2 separate regions of the Homo sapiens genome follow, and region 1 is linked to region 2. A link is an interaction called in ENCODE POLR2A ChIA-PET data of the cell type or tissue named here. Cell type or tissue: endothelial cell of umbilical vein. All regions are shown on one strand. Links, peaks and the distances in the headings refer to the core of each region. The heading gives the core; the rest is flanking DNA.

What was found. ChIA-PET counts read pairs that join two places held together with the same protein. Peaks named below come from ENCODE experiments on the same cell type or tissue, not always from the same donor. Only the 100,000 strongest peaks of a DNase experiment are listed, where the experiment ranks them.
Region 1: POLR2A ChIA-PET joins it to region 2 with 8 read pairs; 6 of 35 experiments call an interaction of 5 or more read pairs at or near these places.

The regions. Positions count from the first base shown.
Region 1 is chr20:36,709,470-36,721,201 of GRCh38, forward strand. The region is part of intron 2 of NDRG3 (NDRG family member 3); the gene reads right to left. Among named protein-coding and RNA genes, the nearest start is that of NDRG3, 31 kb to the right of the region's middle. In endothelial cell of umbilical vein, for the core only: no CTCF peak of the experiment used is centred there; no DNase peak of the experiment used is centred there.
Region 2 is chr20:36,774,307-36,786,019 of GRCh38, forward strand. It overlaps MTCL2 (microtubule crosslinking factor 2), which reads right to left. Exons shown (of 15, transcript NM_080627.4): 15 at 3,141-11,713. LOC124904894 (a long non-coding RNA gene) reads left to right here and starts at 829. Exons shown (of 2, transcript XR_007067574.1): 1 at 829-912; 2 at 2,499-2,786. RefSeq lists enhancers at 1-308, 7,920-8,421. In endothelial cell of umbilical vein, for the core only: a CTCF peak has its summit at 83 (motif pointing left); a DNase peak (open chromatin) is centred at 35; H3K4me3 peaks cover 338 bases; H3K27ac peaks cover 173 bases.

The sequences.
Region 1 (11,732 bases), core at 2,535-7,534, 62 kb before region 2:
ATTCCTAACACGAAACCGAATTCACAAAAAGTCTGATACAGTCACAGTATGGAAAGACAACTAAGATACTGTGCAGATGGGACTGGGCAGCACATTTCCAAGGAATGTTGCTATTGATTAAAAGGAGCATAATGTTCCATGGCTCCTACTAGCCCTAAGAAATGTCTGAGGACTTCTTCAGAGAAATCATTGTGTTTAATTTACAGATAGACTATGAGAAGCAAAAGAAAGGGTCCTCTCATGGATTAGGATAGATGGTTTTTGTAGGATATAAATGGCCAGCCAGTGAGTTTCTGGTTCCTGATTCAACTTGTACCTTCCTCCAAATATAGCACAGGGCCTGGTGTAAATCAGGTGCTTGATACAGATTTATAAAACAAATAAGCCAATATAAAAAAATTAAATGTTGAGGAAATTCTGTTAAAATTTTGGGTTAAAAAAAAAAACTTCTACTGCATTCCAGCTTAAGATATGTATGGTTAGTAAGAGGGAAAAGAAAGTAGGATACAAAATAGTCTTTACAGTTTGACCTTGGCTACATTAAAATATGCATTAAAAAAGACTAAAAGGCCGGGCACAGTGGCTCATGCCTATAATCCTATCACTTTGGGAGGCTGAGGCAGGCAGATCACTTGAGCTCAGGAGTTCAAGACCAGCCTAGGCAACATGGCGAAATCCCATCTCTATAAAAAATGCAAAAAAAAATTAGCTGAGCGTGGTAGTGCATGCTTATAGTCCCAGCTACTTGAGGGGCTGAGGTGGGAGGATCACTTGAGCCCAGGAGGTCAAGGCTGCAGTGAGCCGAGATCGCACCACTGCACTCCAGCCTGGGTGCAAAGTGAGATCCTGTCTCATAAATAAATAAACAAATAAAAGACAAAAACATTAACAATAGCAGCTGCTTCTGCAGAGAGAGGTTATGGGTGATTATAATTTTCTTCATATTATGTACAATGAGCATGTATTTCCCTTTCTGAAATTAGAAAACTAGAAAAAAAGGGTCTAGAAAACCCTAAAAAAATACCCAATTTAGTATTTTGTAATATAAGATTTAAAGGGCCAGGTGCGTTGGCTCATGCCTGTAATCCCAGCACTTTGGGAAGCCGAGGCGGATAGATCATGAGGTCAGGAGTTCAAGATAGGATTGGCCAATATGGTGAAACACTGTCTCTACTAAAAATACAAAAATTAGCTGGGCATGGTGGCACGTGCCTGTAATCCCAGCTACTCGGGAGGCTGAGGCAGGAGAACTGCTTGAACCGGGACCCGGGTGGCGGAGGTTGCAGTGAGCTGAGATCGTGCCACTGCACTCCAGCCTGGGCTACAGAGTGAGACTCCGTCTCAAAAAAAAAAAAAAAAAGTCAGTCAGGCATGGTGGAGCGTGCCTGTAGTCCCATCTACTTGGGAGGCTCAGGCAGGAGAATCACTTGAACCTGGGAGGTAGAGGTTGCAGTGGGCTGAGACGGCGCCACTGCACTCCAGCCTGGGCAACAGAGCAAGACTCCATCTCAAAAAAATAAATAAATAAGGGCCAGGCGTGGTGGCTCACCCGTATAATCCCAGCACTTTGGGAGTCCGGGGCGGGTGGATCACGAGGTCAAGAGATCAAGACCATCCTGTGTAACACGGTGAAACCCCATCTCTACTAAAAAAAAAAAAAAAAATAGCCGGGCGTGGTGGCAGGCGCCTGTAGTCCCAGCTACTCACGAGGCTGAGGCAGAATGGTGTGAACCCGGGAGGCGGAGCTTGCAGTGAGCAGAGATCACGCCACTGCACTCCAGCCTGGGCGACAGTGCGAGACTCCGTCTCAAAAAAAAAATAATAATAATAAATAAATAAATAAATAAATACAAAAATGTAAAGATTGACCTAACCTTTTAAGGAATGATTTATAATGATGCCTAAACAGACCATATTAGGGCTTCAATCTAACAGAATTCCCAAAGGTTCCTTTAGGGATTATTTTAAGATTAGAAAAAATCACTCTAGATTGAATTAAAATCTCATAGAATATAGAGCCACAAATTCTGACGAGCTCTTTGGGAAGCAGCTGTCATTGTATCCATGAATTCTCCCTTCTTACAATGATGTGACCATGACCATGAGGCATTCTGTAAAGCCCTCGGTCCCTGACATGAGCACAAAGGGGCATGCCAAAAGCAGAAAGCCAATGCCCTCAAGAACCTCAAGCTATGTCTTATTTGTTGAGTACCGAGCAAAAAACAACTCTGTGTTCTCAATCCCATGTTCCTAGCTATACTCCCAGATAAAAGGTACCAATAACTGAGTGAAGACTATTTAGCACTTGTTTTCCTGGCTGTTTTTTTGAGACGGAGTCTCGCTTTGTCGCCCAGGCTGCAGTTGCAGTGGCACGATCTTGGCTCACTGCAAGCTCCGCCTCCTGGGTTCACGCCATTCTCCTGCCTCAGCCTCCCAAGCAGCTGGGACTATAGGCACCCGCCACTGCGCCCGGCTAATTTTTTGTATTTTTAGTAGAGACGGGGTTTCACCATGTTAGCCAGGATGGTCTCGATCTCCTGACCTCGTGATCTGCCCACCTCGGTCTCCAAAGTGCTGGGATTACAGGGGATTACAGGTGTGAGCCACCGCACCTGGTTGTTTTTTTGTTTTTTTTGTTGTTGTTTTTTTTTGAGAGCGATCCCAGACCCTCTTGAAGAATGGCTTCTAGCTTCATGAGTAATCACCCTGGAAAATGGGAATGACTGGGTCTATTTGACAGTAACTGGCTCCAGAGTTTCTGAATGGGGATCATTAGCTGGTCCTTCACTCAACTGTGATTAACTGAGGCCATATTATTTATTCTCTGTACTCATTAAAAGTTCAGTACTGCTCATTGGGGGCATTCTAAAAGGCTGAGTACCTTCTGGGGCCCTTCCCTAGAGACTTGTTTCTTTTTCTTTTTCTTTTTTTTTTTTTTTTTCCTGAGATAGGGTCTCGCTCTGTCAGCCAGCCTGGAATGCAGTCGCATGATCACAACTCACTGCAGCATTGACCTCCCAGGCTCAAACGATCCTCCTGCTTCAGCCACTTGAGTAGCTGGGACTACTGGCATGTGCCACCATGCCCGGCTATATATATATATATATATATATATATATTTTTTTTTTTTTTTTTTTTTTTTTTGAGACGGAGTCTTGATCTGCTGCCCAGGCTGGAGTGCAGCGGCATAATCTCCATTCACTGCAACCTCCGCCTGCCAAGTTCCATCGATTCTCCTGCCACAGCCTCCAGAGTAGCTGGGATTACAGGCACACGCCACCATAACTGGCTCATTTTTGTAGTTTTAATAGGGACAGGGTTTCACCATGTTGCCCAGGGTGGTCTCCAACTTCTGGGCTCAAGCAATCTGCCCACCTTGGCCTCCCAAAGTGTTGAGATTACAGGCGTGAGCCACTGCACCTGCCCTGTTTCTTTTTCCTTCTGAGACAGAGTCTTGCTTTGTCACCCAGGCTGGAGTTGCAGTGGCATGATCATAGCTCAGTGCAGCCTTGACCTCTGGGCTCAAGCAATCCTCCTGCCTCAGTTTGTTTGTCTCTGATGTTCACAGTATATGGTTCCACTCTAACAAAACTTCTAGAAATTTCAGGCTATGGGTGCTTTCTTTTTTTCTGTCCATTTTGAAGATGCCATTAATTCCATATTCAGAGAAATTCTTACACTAAGCAGACTTAAGCAGCAGAAAGGGATTCAAGGAAAAAATTAAAACAACAGAATAATTTGAAGAGGAAAAAAATCAAGGAAAGCCATTAATTATTACTGAAAGTTGCAGTCAAAGTAGAAGCCAGCTAAGAGGAATGTTTTCTGATGGAGCTTAGTGGCCATATGTAAAAGGTAAATAAAGCAACCCAAGAAGGTAAATTAAAGCAAGCAAGCCTCACAGTTACAAGCTTAGAGAATAAGCAAAAAGAAACTAGGAACGGGTCAATGATTAAAGTGAATTATGAAAAAAAAGGGGGGTGTGAAAAGCAGAAATGTTTCAAAAACAAGTCATTGCTAGGGAGAAGAGAGATGTAGTTTCCTAACATGAGATCTGGTCAAAAGGCATCAATAGTTTCAAAAGACAGAAGCAACAGACATAATGTAAAGAAAGATGAGATAGTTGAAAGATGAGATAGATAAGACCTTAGACCAACTATCAATAGAAAGAGATTTTGGGTGAATTTACCTGTTCTGTGAATTTAAAGGAAAGGTCCATTTCTGATTCACCATTCTATTCCTGGTCCTGACACTTAATGAGTGCAATAAACATCATTTTGTAGAGGTTATGAACCTCTCAAAATAGAGATACTTGATTTGAGGAAGAAACGAATACCAAAGAGGAAAGGTTACACGTAATTGACATGCTAGGGACTAAAGTGGAGAAAATGAGTTGGTGCAATAGTAAAAGCTTTTAGAAATAAGCTGATAAAAAACTGTTAAAGAGAATAAAATATGACTTTGTATTAAAAAGCCATACACAAAAAAGATAATCCTTCCCTACAAAAAGTGGAAACAAAGATGGGGGATTGTACAAGCAAGAAGAGTTACATATGCTCAGAAAATACTCAGTTTTTCTTTAATAATAAAGATTCATATAATCAACTAGTATAATAAATCGGTGTATTAAAATCATCAGCAGGGCCGTGCGCGGTGGCTCATGCCTGTAATCCCAGCACTCTGAGAGGCTGAGGCAGGTGGATCATGAGATCAGGAGTTCGAGACCAGCCTGCCAAGAGACCAGCCTGGCCAAGATGGTGAAACCCCATCTCTACTAAAAATACAAAAATTAGCAGGGCGTGGTGGTGGGCACCTATAATCCCAGCTACTCGGGAGGCTGAGGCAGGAGAATTGCTTGAACTGGGGAGGCAGAGGTTGCAGTGAGCCGAGACCACATCATTGCACTCCAGCCTGGGCAACAGAGCAAGACTCCAACTCAAAAAAAAAAAAAAAAATCTTCAGCAAATCATTTTCTTCTTTTTTTTTTTTTTTTAGACAGAGTTTCGCTCTTGTTGCCCAGGCTGGAGTGCAATAGCGCGATCTCGACTCAGAGCAACCTCCGCCTCCTGGGTTCAAGCCATTCTCCTGCCTCAGCCTCCAGAGTAGCTGTGGCATGTGCCATCATGCCTGGCTAATTTTGTTTTTTTTTGTTTGTTTGTTTTTTTGAGACGGAGTCTTGCTCTGTCGCCCAGGCTGGAGTGCAGTGGTGCAATCTCGGCTTATTGTAAGCTCCACCTCCCAGGTTCACGCCATTCTCCTGCCTCAGCCTCCCAAGTAGCTGGGACTACAGGCACGTGCCACCACGCCCGGCTAATTTTTTATTTTTAGTAGAGACGGAGTTTCTCCATGTTGGTAAGGCTGGTCTCGAACTCCCGACCTCAGGTGATCCGCCTGCCTTGGCTTCCCAAAGTGCTGGGATTACAGGCATGAGCCACCGCGCCAGGCCCAGCAAATTGTTTTCAAGTAGAAATCTGTTCAAACTGATAATCCAGGGATAAGAATGAAAATCCTATATCTGTGTGTGTGTGTGTGTGTGTGTGTATATATATATATATATATATATATATATATATATATATATATATATATTATATTTAAGTATCTATAGCAATCATTACCTTCAAAATATACTAAGAAACAGACTTCATAAAGAAATTTATAAAGAGGTTGGATACTTGGATAAAACTATCTACAATCAGATAATCCTCTGCAGATTGCTGAAAAAGTACAATTTCCACTCTAAAAATCCCATGGGCACTCTGCTAAGGTGTGGCTAAGATGTGGATCTCTTGCCTCCTGTAACTGGTTGAGGGTCATCTGGTCTGTAACGGTGGCATCACTACCTGCTTCGGAACCCATTTCTTGCTGCAGTCCCGTCTAGAGCACTTCTGACAACAGATGTAACCATCATGTCTTAGTACATTAAGGGACACCCACTCTAGTCCACACTAGATGTAGCACTTCATGAATATTCTTTGATGAAAATGTCAATAAATCTATTTTTAATTACAGCTGTTTCTTCTTTTCTCTCTCTCCCCCTAGGTTTTTTTTTTTTTTAAACAACCTTGGAGCTGGGTGCGGTAGCTCATGCCTATAATACCAGCACTTTGGGAGGCCGAGGCAGGAGGATTGCTTGAGCTCAGGAGTTTGAGATCAGCGTGGGCAACAAAGTGAGACCTCTTCTCTACAAATAACTTAAAAATTGGCCAGGCATGGTGGGCACACCTGTGGTCCCAACTACTTGGGAGGCTAAGGTAGCCTCCCAAGTAGGTGGGAATTGCTTGAACCCAGGTGGTAGAGACTGCAGCAAGCCATGGCCATGCCACTGTACTCTAACCTGGATGACAGAGACCCTGTCTCAAATAAAAAAAAGATCCTGGGGCCAGGCACAGTGGCTCACGCCTGTAATCCCAGCACTTTGGGAGGCCGAGATGGGTGGATGGCTTGAGCCCCAGAGTTTCAACATGGCAAAGCTCCGTCTCTAAAAAAATACAAAACGTAGCCAGGCATGGTGGCAAGAGCTACTCAGGAGGCTGAGGCAGGAGAATCACTTGAGCCCAGGAGGCTGCAATAAGCCATGATTGTGCCACTGGACTCCAGCCTGGGCAACAGAGCAAGCCCTTGGCATAAACGCTTTGGCTGTCTCTGTTGTCCTGGAGGTTACAAAATGTTGTTCCCAGGGTTCTCCCTCCTCTAGTTCTAACACCCTCCTCCCTCCTCTGCTTACATGTTGTGATTAGTAGAAAAGGAAAACTTAAACTGCAGTAAGATTTACCTCACTTTCAGGTGGGTGCGGTGGCTCATGCCTGTAATCCCAGCACTTTGGGAGGCCGAGGCGGACGGATCACTTGAAGTCAGGAGTTCAAGACCAGCCTGGCCAACATGGCAAAACCCCATCTCTACTAAAAATACAAAAACTAGCTGAACATGGTGGCAGGTACCTATAATCCCAGCTACTTGGGAGGCTGAGGCAGAAGAATCACTTGAACCTGGGAGGCAGAGGTTGCAGTGAGCCGAGATCATGCCACTGCACTCCAGCCTGGGCAACAGAGCGAGACTCCATCTCAAAAAAAAAAAAAAAAAGATTTACCTCACTTTCTACTGTAACAACCAAAACAAAGTATATAACTTTTTTCTGTTCTCTCTACTAAACATTTATTCCCCTTTCTGCTATTTCCTCAATTCTTCAGAAGCCAAGTGTGGCCTTCTACTTGTTTTCTCAAGCCTCACCTTTGGCTTTCACAGGGTTCAGTAGTATCTGAACCTAGTAGGTAGAGGAAGGCAGGGAAAATGAGGCAAAACAGTCTACTCTCCTGTTTATTACAAGGTCTTTTGGGTGAGGAGCCTGGAACAACCAGGTACAAGAGGCAGTAGATGGTGGGAAGAACCCTAGACCCCCAGGTCCAGGTCAAAGTCAAAAGATGTAGGTTCTAGCCTGGCTTCACCAACTTAACAGACACTAGCTCTGAACAAATCAGATAACCTCTCAGTGTCATCTGTAAAATAGAGTTAAAATATCTTCAACTATTTACAAGAGACTGGAAGATTAAAATAAGATATTATTGGTGAAAGTGCTCTGAAAATAGTTAAATGCTATTTTAAAAATCATTTCATATGCCCATGCAATTTCTGTCCCGCAAAACAAAGTACTGGTGGTTGCTTCTTTTCATCACTAGAGCCAAAACAAGTATGACAAAATTATCCACTTCTTGACAATTCTGAGCCGTAGACAAAATTACAGGCATACTAAAATAAAATGGGAAAAGTACCAACAAATGACAAGAGACAACATAAGCCTTGCTCAAAGCTATATTGAGAATGCCTCCTTACAAGTCATCTCAGGACAAATTTCACGGTAAAAGGTTGGTTCTAGTCTTCCTTTAGCTTCCTGAAGCCTGGAGGATGCAGCAATGTCTTCAGTATATTTATGAGAATAATGGACAGAAGGATAAGGTGAAATACTACACATTTTTAGGCTTCTCCTTAAAGAGACAGGGTAAGCCACAAAGGTGATGCCAAAACATCTATAGGATTAACACAGTGGAAACAGCTCAGGTTTTAAGAGTAGGAAAGACTTTGGTTTCTGTCTGGCTTTGCCACTTCTTTACTGGGCAAACCAGCCTTTCATTCGGATTTTTAATCTGTGAAGTAGGAATAATACTATCTATCTCAAAGGGATATTCTGAGAGAGAGAATGTATGTAAAGCACTTGGCACATAAGAGATAATAAATCATAGCAGGACAGGCAAAAACAACAACAACAAAACCCTCAAGCCATCTACTTCTATGCAAATCTGAAGGCTTTTCCTCTATACCAGTGGTTCTTAACCAAGGAAATTTTGCCTCCCAGGGACATCTGGCAATGTCTGGAGACATTTTTGGTTGTCACCACTGGGGAGTGCTATTAGCATCTAGTGGGTAGAGGCCAAAGATGCTGCTAAACATTCTACAATGCACAGAGCAGTGTTCCACAACAAACAATTATCCAACCCAAAACATCGACAGTGAGAAATCCTGCCATACAGCAGGCATTCTTTGATACTCAATAGGAGTAAGCTACTTCACCTTTCCTAGCCTTCGTTTACTCACTGGCAATGTGGGAATACATTTATCTGTGCTCCTTCCTCATCAAGCTATTGGGAGGTTCAAATGAAGTAATGGATGAGAGGCATTATTATCATTATACCTTTTACTATATACACAAAACCATCCACTTGCTGCGCAAAGACAGAAGCATTCACATACTGGGGAGGGGGAGAGGGAGGCTAACGGGGTGGAAGTCTTTGTTTGGAGGTGCCATGATCTAAAGAGGGCCTCTTGCCTATCTACCTGCTTGGCGAGAGCCAAGAGAGTTCTCATGAATAGTGATGGCACAGGAGCACTTACGTCTCAGGGAGAGAAAGGAGTAAGGTGGAATGTGGGAAGTGGGTAGGAACAGCATAGGCCTATCAAAGAGGAGCAGATAGATGTTAGGAAGTGAGACACTGCTTTGTGTCTTAGTCTACTCGGGCTGTCATAACAAAATAACATAGACTTGATGGCTTAAAACAACAGAAATTTATTTTCTCACAGTTCTGAAGGCTGCAAAGTTCAAGATTAAGGTTCTAGAAGGGTTCAGTTTCTCATGATTAATCTCTTCCTGGTTTGTGGACAGCTGCCTTCTTGCTGTGTCCCCATATGGCAGGGGAAGGGAGAGAGAAAGAGAGCCTCTTTCTCTATTTATTTATTTTCTGAGACAGGGTCTCACTCTGTTGCCCAGGCTGGAGTGCAGTGGCACAATCACAGCTCACTGCAGCCTCAACCTCCCAGGCTCAAGTGATCCTCGCAGCTCAGCCTCCCAAGTAGCTGGGACTACAGGCATCTGCCACCACACCTGGATCATTTTTTTAATTTTTTGGTAGACAGGATCTCCCTTTGTTGCCCAGGCTGGTCTTGAACTTCTGGCTTCAGGTGATCCTCCAGCATCAGCCTCCCAAAGTGCTTGGATTATAGGTGTGAGCCAGGTTATAGGTGTGTGCCTGGCTCAGATTTTATTTCCTTCCTCCTCTCCTAGGCACAACATTTTTGGCACAGCCCTTCACATACACACATACACAAATGGTACTTAAAGGAGAGAGTTTTCTGGAAATATGAGGGGATGCAGCAGGAGAAACCAAATGGAGGTTAAAAAAGCGTGCAGTGGCCGGGCGTGGAAGTTCACGCCTGTAATCCCAGCACTTTTGGAGGCCGAGGCGGGTGGATCAAGAGGTCAAGAGATCGAGACCATCCTGGCCAACATGGTGAAACCCCATCTCTAGTCAAAATACAAAAATTAGCTGGGCATGGTGTTGCACACCTGTAGTCCCAGCTACTTGGGAGGCTGAAGCAGGAGAATCGCTTGAACCCGGGAGGCAGAGGTTGCAGTGAGCCAAGATCACGCCACTGCACTCGAGCCTGGTGACAGAGCAAGACTCCGTTTCAAAAAAAAAAAAAAAAAAAGCCTGCAGCTTGCCAAGGGAGAGAGAAGTCTGGTGAAAGATAAAAGAAGGGGTGGGAGTGGGAATGGAGAGGTCACAGGGATGAAAATAGGGGTGGCAGGATTCAAAAGCAAATTAGTAAGCACAAAATAAGTCAGCAGCTCCAGAGGCTGCAGGTGAAGGGCCTTGCCTTGGGCAGATAAAAAGTAATAAGCAACAGATCATCCCCTGGTGTCACCCGCACACCCCCCCTCCCCGCCCCTCCGCCCATCCATCTTTATCCTCACACTCCGTCAACACTCCCTCAGGAAAGGATGGCATGGCCTCACTCACACAAAGCTACAAGAGTATTTCAAGAGGGGACAATGACAATACACCAAAAGAATAGAGTGGAAAAGAAGGAATTTCAAGCAGCTGGGCATGGTGGCTCATGCCTGTAATCCCAGCACTTTAGGAGGCCAAGGCAGGTAGATCACAAGGTCAGGAGTTCGAGACCAGCCTGACCAACATGGTGAAACCCTGTCTCTACTAAAAATACAAAAATTAGCCAGGTGCACGCCTGTAATCCCAGCCACTCCGGAGGCTGAGGCAGAAGAATCACTTGAAACCGGGAGGCGGAGCTTGCAGTGAGCCGAGATTGTACCACTGCACTCCAGCCTGGGTGACAGAGTGAGACTCCGTCTCAAAAAAAAAAAAAGAAGGAATTTCAGGCACATTTACCGAACAATAAGGAACAAGAGAGAAAACAAAACTTCTTTTCTTTTTTTTGAGCCAGAGTTTTGCTCTGTCGCCCAGGCTGGAGTGCAGTGGCATGATCTCGGCTCACTGCATCCTCTGCCTTCCGGGTTCAAGTGATTCTCCTGCCTCAGCCTCCTGAGTAGCTGGGACTACAGGCCTGCACCACCACGCCCAGCTAATTTTTGTATTTTTAGTAGAGATGGAATTTCACCATGTTGGCGAGGCTGATCTCAAACTCCTGACCTCAAGTGATCCGTCAGCCTTGGCCTCCCAAAGTGCTGGGATTACAGGCATAAGCCACTGCACCTGGCCAAAACCTTTCTTTTGGTAAATCATATCACACCAGTGTCTAGTGGTCATCAACTGTGGTCTCATCTGCTCCTTGTGTAGTTCTCTGACACTAACATAAAAATGTGGTATATTACTGACATCCAGTCCTCCCTGATGTCATATTGACAGAAAGACCACATCATAGACTTGGCAAACTTCAGGGAGAACACTGCAGCCTACGCACATCACCAGCCATGGATGGTAAATTTTCCTTATTGAAACTGAAAGTCAAGACACTTGGATTCTGAGTCAAACTCCACCCTCATACTTCTTTTTTCTTTTCTTTTTTTTTTTTTTTGAGACAGAGTCTCACTGAGTCACCCAGACTGGGGTGCAGTGGCGCAGTCTTGGCTCACTGCAACCTCCACTCCACCTCCTGGGTTCTAGCAATTCTCCTGCCTCAGCCTCCCGAGTAGCTGGGATTACAGGTGTGTGCCACCACACCTAGCTAATTTTTCTATTTATAGTAGAGACAAGGTTTCACCTTGTTGTCCAGGCTGGTCTCAAACTCCTGACCTCAAGTGATCCACCTGCCTTGGCCTCCCAAAGTGCTGGGATTACAGGTGTGAGCCACTGCGCCCAGCCCCACCCTCATGCTTTCTGCTTAACATTGCCACATTATTTTTTCCCTTAGCATCTCTATCTGTAAAATACAAAAATCTCAAAGATAACGTGATTGAACGTGGCTCATGGAAACAAAAGTAGGAAGAA
Region 2 (11,713 bases), core at 1-5,000:
CCCTCAAACGGCTTGCTTTACTTGCTTGGTGGGTGGGGGCCTGCCCTCGGGTTTCATTTCACCCGGGAGGAGGTCGCAGCGCCCCCAAGTGGTCGCAGTGTCCTTAGTCGGGGTCGGGGGGTGCGGCAGGTCGGGCTGGTCCTTAGGGGTAGGACGGGGACAGGGCATCAGATGCCCTTTGAGGCGCTATATTCCCAGGCGCTGTTCCCTCTGCCTGGGAAGGCTTTCCCTGCTTTTCCTAGCTACATCCTCCAATTTTTTTGTATTTTGAGACGGAGTCTCGCTCTGTCGCCCAGGCTAGAGTGCAGTGGCGCGATCTCGGCTCCCGGCAACCTCCGCCTCCCGGGTTCGGGTTCAAGCGATTCTCCTGCCTCAGCCTCCCGAGTAGCTGGGATTACAGGCGCCCACCACCACGCCTGGCTAATTTTTGTATTTTTAGTAGAGACGGCCACTAAAAATGTTGGCCAGGCTGGTCGCGAACTCCTGACCTCAAGTGATCCACCCACTTCGGCCTCCCAAAGAGCTGGGATTACAGGCATGAGCCACTGCGCCCGGCCACATCCTCGAATTTTAAGCCTCAGCTAAGGAATGATTGATTTCTCTCCAAGCATTCTCTCTGGCCTTAGGCTGAAAACCAACTGTCCTTTCTGTGCTCCCAGGAGCCCAATCTGTTCCTGCTCCACTATCCCATGCTGGTCTAGGAGGCTCCAGAGAGCGGGCTGCTTCCTCAGCACCCAGCACGACGCCACCAAAATGTCCCCTTGGATGTGCACAGTCCTTTCTTTCACAGAAAAACTTCCAAATATTGAATTATAAGCAGCCCACAGTCCAAAAGAGGGGTTGGAGAGAGGCAGCTGGAGCTGACCGTGGTCATCCTTCCATAGCAGTTGTGGTCCTTGGAAAAGTTTTCTGGTGGGAGACAAAAATCTGCCTTCCTGAAATTTCCACCCTGTGGTTCCAGCCTGCTGGCTGCAGCAGCCATTCTGAAAGCAGAGATTTGCCCTTGGCTCCCTGAATATCACTTTCTGGGGTTGAGAGGTACCCAGTTCCTTTTATGCTTGCCTGCCTCTTAAACTCCTCTCTGTCAACGTGCCAGGAAGAGAACTCAGTGTTCCTTCCCAGCTAGGGCTGGCCATCCTGGGGCACAATGAGAAAATGATTTCATGGAATACAGACCCAATACATCTTCTACATCGTTTCCCTGCTTTGAATTGTTGCATGGCTCCCTCCTGTCCACAGGAGGCACACATTTTTTTCCCCTATAAGGCACTGTGTCATTAGGCTGGGTGTGGTGGCTCACGCCTCTAATCCCAGCAGTTTGGGAGGCTGAGGCCTGCGGATCAGTTGAGGTCAGGAGTTTGAGACCAGCCTGGCCAACATAGCAAAACCCTGTCTCTACTAAAAATACAAAAATTAGCCAGGTGTGGTGGTATGCACCTATAATCCCTGTTACTTGAGAGGCTGAAGCAGGAGAATCACTTGAACCTGGGAGGCCAGGAGAATCACTTGAACCTGGGAGGCCAGGGCTGCGGTGAGCTAAGAACATGCCACTGTACTCCAGTCTGGGCAACAGAGCAAGATTTCATCTCAAAAAAAAAAAAAAAAAAGAAAAAAGAAAAGAAAAGGAAAAAGAAAAAAGGCACTGTGTGATCTGACCCAGCCTCTTCTTTCAGTTCCCCAGTTCTGCTCTGCTCTCTTTCTACGAGGCTTTCACACATGGTATTCCCTCTCCCTGGAACCACTTCCCCTCAGTCCCGTGCCTACAACACACCACCATGGCCTTCATCTGGTCAACATCTCAATCTTAGGTGTCATTCAGATGTCCTTTCCTCTGTGAAGCCTTTCTTGTTTCCTCTGGGCTGGCTGAGCACCCTGGGCTCCCCCTGCCATTAACATTTGATTTCATATCTTCCAGGCCCATCCATTGTATCCTCAATACCTAGCACATGCCTGGCTGTTATTAGCCCCTCATAGAAGAGATCTATGAAGTATCATGTAGCCAGCTTCTAAGATGGCCCCCAATGACCCCTGGTTCCTGGTGTTCATGCCCTCGTGTTGTCCCCTCCCATGCTGAAGAATGCTAGTCTATATAACCAATTAGATATTGCAGACATTATAGACATTATAGTCTGTGGCTTTTTTTTTTTTTTTTGAGACGGAGTTTTGCTCTTGTTGCCCAGGCTGGAGTGCAATGGCGCGATCTTGGTTCACAGCAACCTCTGCCTCCTGAGTTCAAGCGATTCTCCTGCCTCAGCCTCCCGAGTAGCTGGGATTACATGCATGCACCACCACACCCAGCTAACTGTGTATTTTTAGTAGAGATGGGGTTTCTCTATGTTGGTCAGGCTGATCTCCAACTCCCGACCTCAGGTGATCTGCCCGCCTCGGCCTCCCAAAGTGCTGGGATTACAGGCATGAGCCACCGCGCCTGGCCTAGTCTGTGAGTTTCAAGGCTTAGCTATAAAAGACATTGTGACTTCCTCCCTGCTCTCTCATAGATCACATGCTGTGGAGGAAGCCAGACGCCATGTTGTGAAGGCACGCAAACAGCCTACAGAGGTCCACATGGTGAGGAACTGAGGCCTCCTGCAAACAGCTAGCAATGACTTGCCAGGCATAAGTAGCTACTTTGCAAATGGGTCTTCCAGCTCATCAGGCATTCAAATGACTGTAGCCTGACTGACAACTGACTGCAACCTCCTGAGACCTTGAATCAGAACTGCCCAGCTCCCAAATTCCTGACCCATAGCATCTGTGGGGTATAATAAATGTTTCGGAATAATTAATTACGCTTCAATAGACAATTGACACACACCTAAAAGTGTCTTTTTTTTTTTCATAAAATTGTTAAAGTCTTTTGTAGAAAAGTTCAATTCTATTTTTCTTCTTTTTGAAGACTGCATTTGTTTCTCAGTGGTCATATCACACTGTGTGGGAGACGCTGAAGTATCAGCAGGCAGCAGCCAGAACACCTGGTGGCCCCTCCCAAGTGACTCCAAACCAGCCAGCTGGCTGTGGCCTCCCTGGGCTCCCCACTTCCCAGGCAGCTGGGAGTGGGGAAAAGTTAGGTTTCAGATCCGCTGGGGCCCCCACCCACCTCATTAGAAAAATCAGAGAGGAGGCCAAGTCCACAGCAGCTGTTCATATGACATACTTTATTTCCAATCTACAACCATTAAAAACGCTTTATAAGTTTACACTGTACAGTTATTCTCATGTCTGAAATAAGACACAGGGGCAGGGAGAGCTGGTGGATTGGACTGCAGTTGTCCTAGCACCCGATCCATCCTAGGAAGGAGCCTTTTGAAGACAGAAGTGGAAAGGAGAGAATAGTGGACAAGAGAGGTGGACAGTTGGCCCAAGGATGCCCTTGGTCCCTTCCCTCCCATGGGCCTTGCCCTGGGGGTCCCCCAGGGCCCATGACTGCAGGACCCTCACCAGGAAACCAGGCTGAGTGGGAAGGGGGTTCACAGTATTGGCGGGGGCTGGGGAGGGGCCAGGATGAGGAGGAAGGGCAGCTTCTGGCTCTCTTCCCAGCTGCTGGGGGTTGGAGCTGTTTTTTGGCACTGTCTACAAGGTATCCCTGGGGTTGGGAGGAGGAGGAACTGGGGATTTAGGATGCTTTCTTTGTGGAGTTAAGATTTCTTTCAGTTTGAAGAGGCGCTATCTGGCCTATGGTGAGGTTCCCAAGGGAGAAACAGTCAGGGTCTTCTGCCTCCTGCCTCCCCAGGACTCCCACCCCCTCCCTGGCTGGCACCATCCACACAGCCTTTTGTAAAACCAAGACAAGTGAGAGAGGTGAGCAGGAGCAGGGAAACAAACAATGTGTGCTTTCTCCAGGCCCTTCAACTTCTCTTCCTCTTCCAAGAGGAGCGACTATAGGGTTGGTTTTTGTTGGTGGTGGTTCCCAATCTCAGGAGTCCAGATAAGGCTGGTGTTTTCCACCTGTTCTTGGCCTAGCCAGTCCCAGTCCCTCCCCAGGCTCTACTAATGGCTAGCCCAGATCAGCAGTTGGCATATTCTTATGCGTCAGAATCATTTGGAGGGCTCCTTAAAACCCCAGCTTGTAGGGCCCCACTCCACAAGCTCTAATTCAGTGGGTCTTGGGTGGGGCTGCTAATCTGCACTTCTATCAAGTTCCCAGGTGATATTCCTGCTGCTGGAATGCAATACAAGAACCACTGGCTGAGAATGGTGCCCGCAGTCACCTCATTCTGAGCAGCCTGGTGTCTCCTGGGCAGCACTAAGGAGCTGGGCCACAGCTGGCAAAGCCCAGCCTTGGGGCACCACATCACCTGGGAAGCTGCTGGAAATGGTCTTGGGGTGAGTCCCCCGTGCAGAGAAGTAAACTAAGGCACAGAGATCAGTGGCAGAGCTGAGAGAGGAGCCAGGATACCAGGGCCCAGTAGAGAAAGGATGGGGCTGCAGGACCCTACAGCATGAGGGGTGCTCTAGGGACCACAGGGCCATCCTGGTGCTCATCACAGGATCACAAGACTGGGAAGGTAGGAGAAGTGAAGACATCTGCCCAGACCTGGGCCAGGTTTCCAGATTGCCAGCTGAGGTCCCTCTTCTTGGGAATGGTTTGAGTGGCTTCCAAATAAAGAGTGACAAGGCAGCCAGCCCTGACTGCCTCAGCCCTTCAAAGATGTTTAGAGAAAACCAAAGGTCCCTTCCTCAGGGCATGGTGTCCAGAAAGCTGGTGAAGGGCAGGAAGGGAGGGGAGCAGGGCCGTTGGGATAGACAAGCAGCAGAGGAGGCTCCAAGGAGGGTGAGGAAGGAGTGGCAGGGCTGGCATTGGAGAGAAGCCCTGAGCAGGAGACTTGGGCCCAGCATCATGTCCTCAGTCCCCTCAGGACTTGGGTCTGTATATTTTGCAAACTGCAAATGCTGTTGGGTTGGGAGGGGTAAGGCATAGAGTTGGGGTGAACTGTAGATTCTGCCAGGACAAGCAGCTCTGAGAGTGGTGAGGTCCAGAGGAGAATGGAGAGGATGGTTGGATACTGAATGGACAAAGAGATGGATCAATGACCAGAGACAGGGAGAGAAGAACCTGTCAGGCAGCACCTGCTTTACAGTCAAGGCCATCTGGGCCTGGGCAGGGCAGGGGAGGAAAAAGGAGGGATCCAAGCCCCCCCCACCCACCACCACACACACGCCCATTGCAAAGTGCTGGGGCTGCTGCTGGCAGGCTGCTTACAGAGAAGACAGTGTGGCTTAAGGGTGGCACCGGGGGGTTGCTGGGGCAGGGTGAGCCCAGTGAGAAGGGCTGGCAGGGCTGGTGCCTCCTGATGCATTGGAGGAAGAGGCTTTTTTTTGTGTGTGTGAGAAAACACAAAATAAATAAACACAGAACCAGGACACCACCACATTTGAGAGCAAATATCAGAGTTGGGAAACCACAGACGCGGACAGGAAGGCTTCCCTGGTAGGAAGCAGGGGGACAAGAAGCCAGTTACTGAGGTTACGGGAAAATCCGCACGAGGCAGCAGTGCTGGGAAGAACATCCTGGGAGGACTGAGGGCTGAATACTATAGTGAGCTCCGGACCCAGAAGAGGAAAACCTGGCATGGACCAGGGCCACTCCATTTGCTGGCAGGAACCAGCCAAGGAGAAGAGGAGGCAGGAGGACAAGAGGCTTTGGAGGGAGATGATAAAGAAAGAATGGGTGAGTGGTGGGAAGCAGACTGAGCCCAGAGAAAGGAAGGGGCTAAACCAAGATTACAGAAAGTCAAAGCAGTGTCTCATTCACTACTGGGGATGCAAGACCTGTTAGGAGTCAGGAAACCTGGGTTCTGGTCTTGGCTCTGCCTCTGGTTTGCGATGTGACCTTGGGTGAGCCACTGCCTTCTCTGGGCCTGATTCCTCATCTCAAAAAATGAGGGGGCTGGACACAAAAGGACAAATACTATATGATTCTACTTAAAAGAGATACCTAGAATAGGCCAATCCACAGAGAAAAAAAAAAAGTAGAATAGAGGTTACCAGGGACTGGGGACAGGGGGAGTGGGGAGTTACTGTTTAGTGGGTACAGAGTTTCAGTTTAGGATGATGAAAAAGTTCTGGAGGTGGCAGTTACACATTGCAAATGTACTTCGAGACACTTAGAAATCTTTAAAATGGTAAATTTAATGTTATGCACATTTTGCCATCATTCTTTTAAAAAGGAAGGGGTTTAGACCAAATTATGTTATGGCCTCCTTGCTATTCATGAAGACTAGTGAAGGGGGTGAGGAGAGTATTGTCCCCCACCCCAGGGCCAGGGCACTGAAAGGCTGGGCTGGGGACACTGAGTGTGATCAGATCACTTTCCATTTGTGTAGAACCTTACACTTTTCCAAGGAGACTCGCAGGCACAGTGTTGCAGTTGGTCCTCACCACAGTTACATGGGGTGGGACATTATCCTCACTTTACAGATGGGGAAACTGAGGTATAGACTAGAAACATGATCTCGCCAAGGTCAATCACGTTGGTGGATTATTTATTTTTTTAAATAGTCACCTGGAAAACATCCTTGCATCTTAGGTTCACCCGTTGACTCACCAACTGGCTCAGTGGCCCTTGATGAAAGGATACATGCTATAAATTAGTAGAAGAGTTCGTCTCCTGGGGCCAACATGCTTGCTTCCCATAATTGGATGATAAAAATTATAAATCCTGATGTGTTTCTCTTTTTACCAATGGCTGTCAGGAAACTCAAGAGTAAAACTTAATTGCATGATTATGGGAATTACACCAGTTAGATTTACAGAATAATTTCTCTTGCTTTTTTACTTCTTATTTTTATTTTACTGAACCCCTATGATTAAGATTGTAAATAGCCTCTGATGCTTTTTGAAAATCCTGAGTAATTAAATCAGTTTGGTTGAGGACTCGATCCCTTAAGTCCCTGCTCAGTGCTCTTTTTAAGATACAGCATCATGTTTATTGGTTAAAAGAAAGATGAGGCTGGATGCCGTGGCTCACGCCTATAATCCCAGTACTTTGGGAGGCCGAGGTGGGTGGATCACCTGAGGTCAGGAGTTCAAGACCAGCCTGGCCAACATGGTGAAACCCCGTCTCTACTAAAAATAAAAAAATTAGTCGGGTGTGGTGGCACACACCTGTAATCCCAGTTACTCGGGAGGTTGAGGCAGGAGAACTGCTTGAACCTGGGAGGTGGAGGCTGCGGTGAGCTGAAATGGCGCCACTGTACTCCAGCCTGAATGACAGAGCAAGACTCTGTCTCCAAAAAAAAAAGAAAAAGGAAGATGACCTGGCACGGTGGCTGATGCCTGCCTGTAACCCCAGCACTTTGGGAGGCTGAGGAGGGCAGATCACTTGAGCCCAGGAGTTTGAAACCAGCCTGGGCAACATAGGGAGACCCCCTGTCTCTAAAAATAATAATAATAAATAATAAATAAATAAATAAATAAAATAAAAAATAAATCTAAAAAAACTTAAAAAAAGAAAGATAGCCTAATAATCAGGGCCACGAACACCAATGGTGTGGCCAATAGTGCCTAAGATCCCCCGGGGAGGGCTGGTTTTATTTTTTATTTTTTTTGAGACAAGTCTCATTCCGTTGCCCAGGCTAGAGCGCAATGGCACAATCTCGGCTCACTGCAACCGCTGCTCCCCACCAGGTTCAAGTGATTCTCCTGCCTCAGCCTCCCAAGTAGCTGGGATTACAGGCATGTGCCACCACACCTGGCTAATTTTTGCATTTTTAGTAGAGACAGGGTTTCACCATATTGGCCAGGCTCGAACTCCTGAGCTCAAGTGATCCACCCGCCTCAGCCTCCCAAAGTGCTGGGATTACAGGTGTGACCACTGCACCCACCCCTCAACCCCAGGAGAGTTTGTTAAACATGCAAATTCAAGGTGGGGCCCAGGAATCTACATTCTGAACATGCCCTCAGAGAATTCTGCTGAATGGGGACCTCAGATCACCCTCTGGAATACACAAGGCTCAGTGATCTAGAATGGACTTGTTTTATGCCTGGGTTGGCCAGCAGCATATTCTGGGTATTCTGGACCCACCAAAAGCCCCCAGCAGGGCAGCGGATTTGCACAGCAAACAGGACAGAGTTGGACCCAAGTTCTCATCTAAACTCAGTGACTTCTCATGCTCTGGGATGAGACCTGTACCTCAGTTTCCTCACAGCAAAATGGGCGCACTAACCCATGTCCTGCCAAGGCTGCCTCCCAGAGTTGTCCCTGAGAGGTCTGAAGGAGATGTGGGGTGGGAAACGATTTCTTTTTTGAGATTGGGTCTCACTCTGTCATCCAGGCTGGAGTGCAGTGGCGCAATCTCTGCTCCTGCAACCTCCGCCTCCTGGGCTCAAGCGATTCTCCCACCTCAGCCTCCCGAGTAGCTGGGATTACAGGCACGCACCACCATGCTCAGCTAATTTTTTGTACTTTTAGTACAGACAGGGATTCACCACGTTGGCCAGGCTGGCGTTGAACTCCTGACCTCAACTGATCCGCTCGCCTCAGCCTCCCAAAGAGCTGGGATTTCAGGCGTGAGCCACCATGCCCGGCCAGGGGAAACGTTTTCTATATAGTAAAGTGCTTTAGGCGGGATGTGCAGGGGATGATGATAACCATTGTTATTACTATTATTATGGAAGAAGTAGTGGGAGCTTGGGGGGTCTGGTGAGGCTAGAAGCAGGGGACATTCTAGATAGGAGGGGAGAGGGAGAAAGAGCCTGGACGCTGGGTGGGCCAGAGGAGAAGAGGCTGGGTGATGAAACCATAAAAGTGCATGCGGGTGGACATGATGGAACCATGTCAGCAAGGGTGTAAGAGGGTCAAGTCTTTGGGCCCTTGGCCTTGTCACATCGGAAGCCAACCGGTAGAAGAGTGCACCTGGGGACACCTAGAGGTGGGACCCATCTTGAGTTCATAGAAAGCAAGACCTCTTAGAGGTCAGCCTTTGGTGGGAAATAAACTGGGGGAAAGGGCTGGCACAGGGTCAGAGGATTGGATTCTGATGTCTCGTGTGTGCAGGCCTAAGAGCCACTGATGCACCAAAATGACTTGATTTGCATTCCAATGAAGTCATCATTCCAAAAGGGGCTGATTTGGCTCTGGAAAGAGGTGAGACATAAGAAACATGAGGTTTCCCAGTTTAGGGCCATCATGCCAACTGGTCCCCCATTTCCGCCAACCAACTGATGCCAACCCCATGGACCCAAGCCAAGTGGTCTATGGGGGATTGAGCCCCGAGGGTTCCTTGGGACTTTGGTTGAAGAGAGAGTGGAGATGGGGAAAACAGAAAGAAGGATAAAGGAGGAGAAGAAGGGAATAGCAGTAAAAGGCAGAGAGGCAGGAGGAAGGGGGAGAACGGGTTCGAGAAGGGCAGCATTCCTTCTTGGGACCCCAATTCTCCAGGGAATCCCCACTGTGGGTCAGGCAGTTTTCTGCTTTGGGAATGTTACCAAGACTTAAAAGGCATTTGAAGAAACCAACAAACTTAGAAATCACATTCCAAAAGAGTAGAGAATTTTTACAAACCAATCCCCCCACCCCAAAAAAGAAAACAACCAGTTACCAAGTAAAATGCTAAAAACCGAACCAAACCAATATTTACATGTAACATTTTCAACCCCATCCAGCCCCACGTCCAGAGGCTTCTGCAGGAACAGTGATGAGTGGCCTTGCACAGTGGCATGCAGGAAGTAGAAACTGGGGCTTTACTGAAAACCAAGGTCTGGCTGAGACAACAAAGATGGCAAGGACAATCCTGGACGGTACGATGGTAAGGCTGAGTGGTCCGTAGGTCTTGGGGCTCAGGTCCCACGGGGATTTCTCCCCGAGGCTGAGTACGCAGCCTCCCTGGCTGTCGCTCTGGGAGGTGGCAGAAGGCCTCTGGTGGCTTGTGGCCTGATGTGAATCCCCTCACCTGGAGATAACCTTGGAGGGCCCCCCTGACCTCATGGGTGAGAGCAGCAGCATCCAAGAGCGGAACTGGCCCACAGCTCCACTGGCTGCCTGCTCTGCCCACACCAGTCACTGGGGCATGGAGGAGGCGGCTGGCGGGACTGGCATGACCCTGGTGTTCAGCCTGCAGGGAAGGGAGATGCAGGACTTGGGGTAACTGGTCCAGGTGATCCCGAATGGGTGGGTCTGGGAACTGGCAGGTGGGAGGTGGGAGTGCAGGGGCGCCTCCAGAGTCCTGGGGGCAGATCAGCAAAGCTACTGGCTTTTGGTCTTCCTGATGGGCAATTCTGCAGACAAGCTGATCCATCCTGGTGTTTCCACTCTGGGTCCCCAGTCAGTTACAGGAAGGCTGATGTCTATGTGTGTGTGGGGAGCATGTGTGCAACCAAAAGGGGTTCACCGGCACCAAGGCGAGGCCATGGGAGGCGCTGCCCCACATGCTGCAATGAGCCACATCGAAATCCAACCAATGGCTCAGGCAGCTCACAGGGGACGTGAGGAAGGGCGGGCAGCAGAGCTGGGGCAGGGAGAAGAGCCGTGAAAGGCCATAAGGCTAAGGAGAGAGGCTGGTGAAAAGGCTGGCAGGCTGGTGAGAACCGAGGCAGGCTGGGAGACACTCAGGTTTATGTGCAAAGCTGCGATAAACAACATTCTCAAAGTTCAGTCCTGTTTTCCTGTGAGTTCTCATTTGGGAAACTTGGAGGGATCTCCACACTCTTAATAGAGCTTTAGTAATCCACGTTCGACTCATGAAGAAAGGTGTCAGAGGGAGGGAGGGAAATGAGACAGGCAATGGAGAACGTCTGGGGAGTGGTGATGGCCGTCCAGCCCTCCACCTTGTCAGTGAGTATTTATAGACTGACCGCTGGGGCTGGCCAAGTACCAGGCATTGAGTAATAAGTAGTGTTCTGAGGCCACATGGCCAGCCGTGTTGGGGTGCAGGGCTCCAGCTCTGTTGAGGGGCCCTCCAAAGCTGACCAGGAGGCCAGGTCTCCAAACCTGGCTGCCAAGCGGCCTCGTCCACCCAGGGGACCCCATGCCTGCCCGTGCTGTTAGAGGCCTCATGTTGTCCCAGTGGCAAGAATGCATGTTTCAACCTCCAATAAATTACCTTAGGGACTTTGGGGTAAATTAAATTATTAAAATAAAGTAAACCACCTTAAATATTTATAGTAGGAAAAATTCAAATAAACAATCTAGGCAAGATACGTGTTTCCAGGCCCCAGTCTACTGCTGTGTCCTGGGCTCTGGCCTCTTGGTGTTCTCCTGGGCCTGACCTGGCCAACCAAGAATCTCTTACTGGGAATATCTTTGCCCCCCGACCAGCTGCAGGATGTAAACACAGTGGAGATGTAGTGCCTGCTGCCTCTCAGGGTGCCAGGGAAAGAGGCCTCTGAGATCACTTGAGATCAAGGCAGTGTATTTAGGCATTTATCTATGCACCAGGTCTTGAGACTGACTCTACCTATTTCTGTCCTCAAGGGGTCTGCTGGGAACGTTGGGGCCCCAAGTCACTTTGGCAAGGAAGGCAATTGCAATCACTCCCCAACCCTGAGCCCTGCATGTTTCCACTTCGCCTCCCAGCTCTTGCTGCATCCAGGCTATGGGCAGGGAGATCCAGGGCTCCAGGACACTAAGCAATGGCCCTGGCTACTGCCCTATCATACTCCCTAGTGTCCCAGCAATCTAGAGCAGTGGGGCTGGGAGGAGGAGGTGGTGGAGAGAAGGAGGTGATGGTGATGATGCCCAACAGGGCTCCACCAGGAACCAAACATGGAGCCCTAG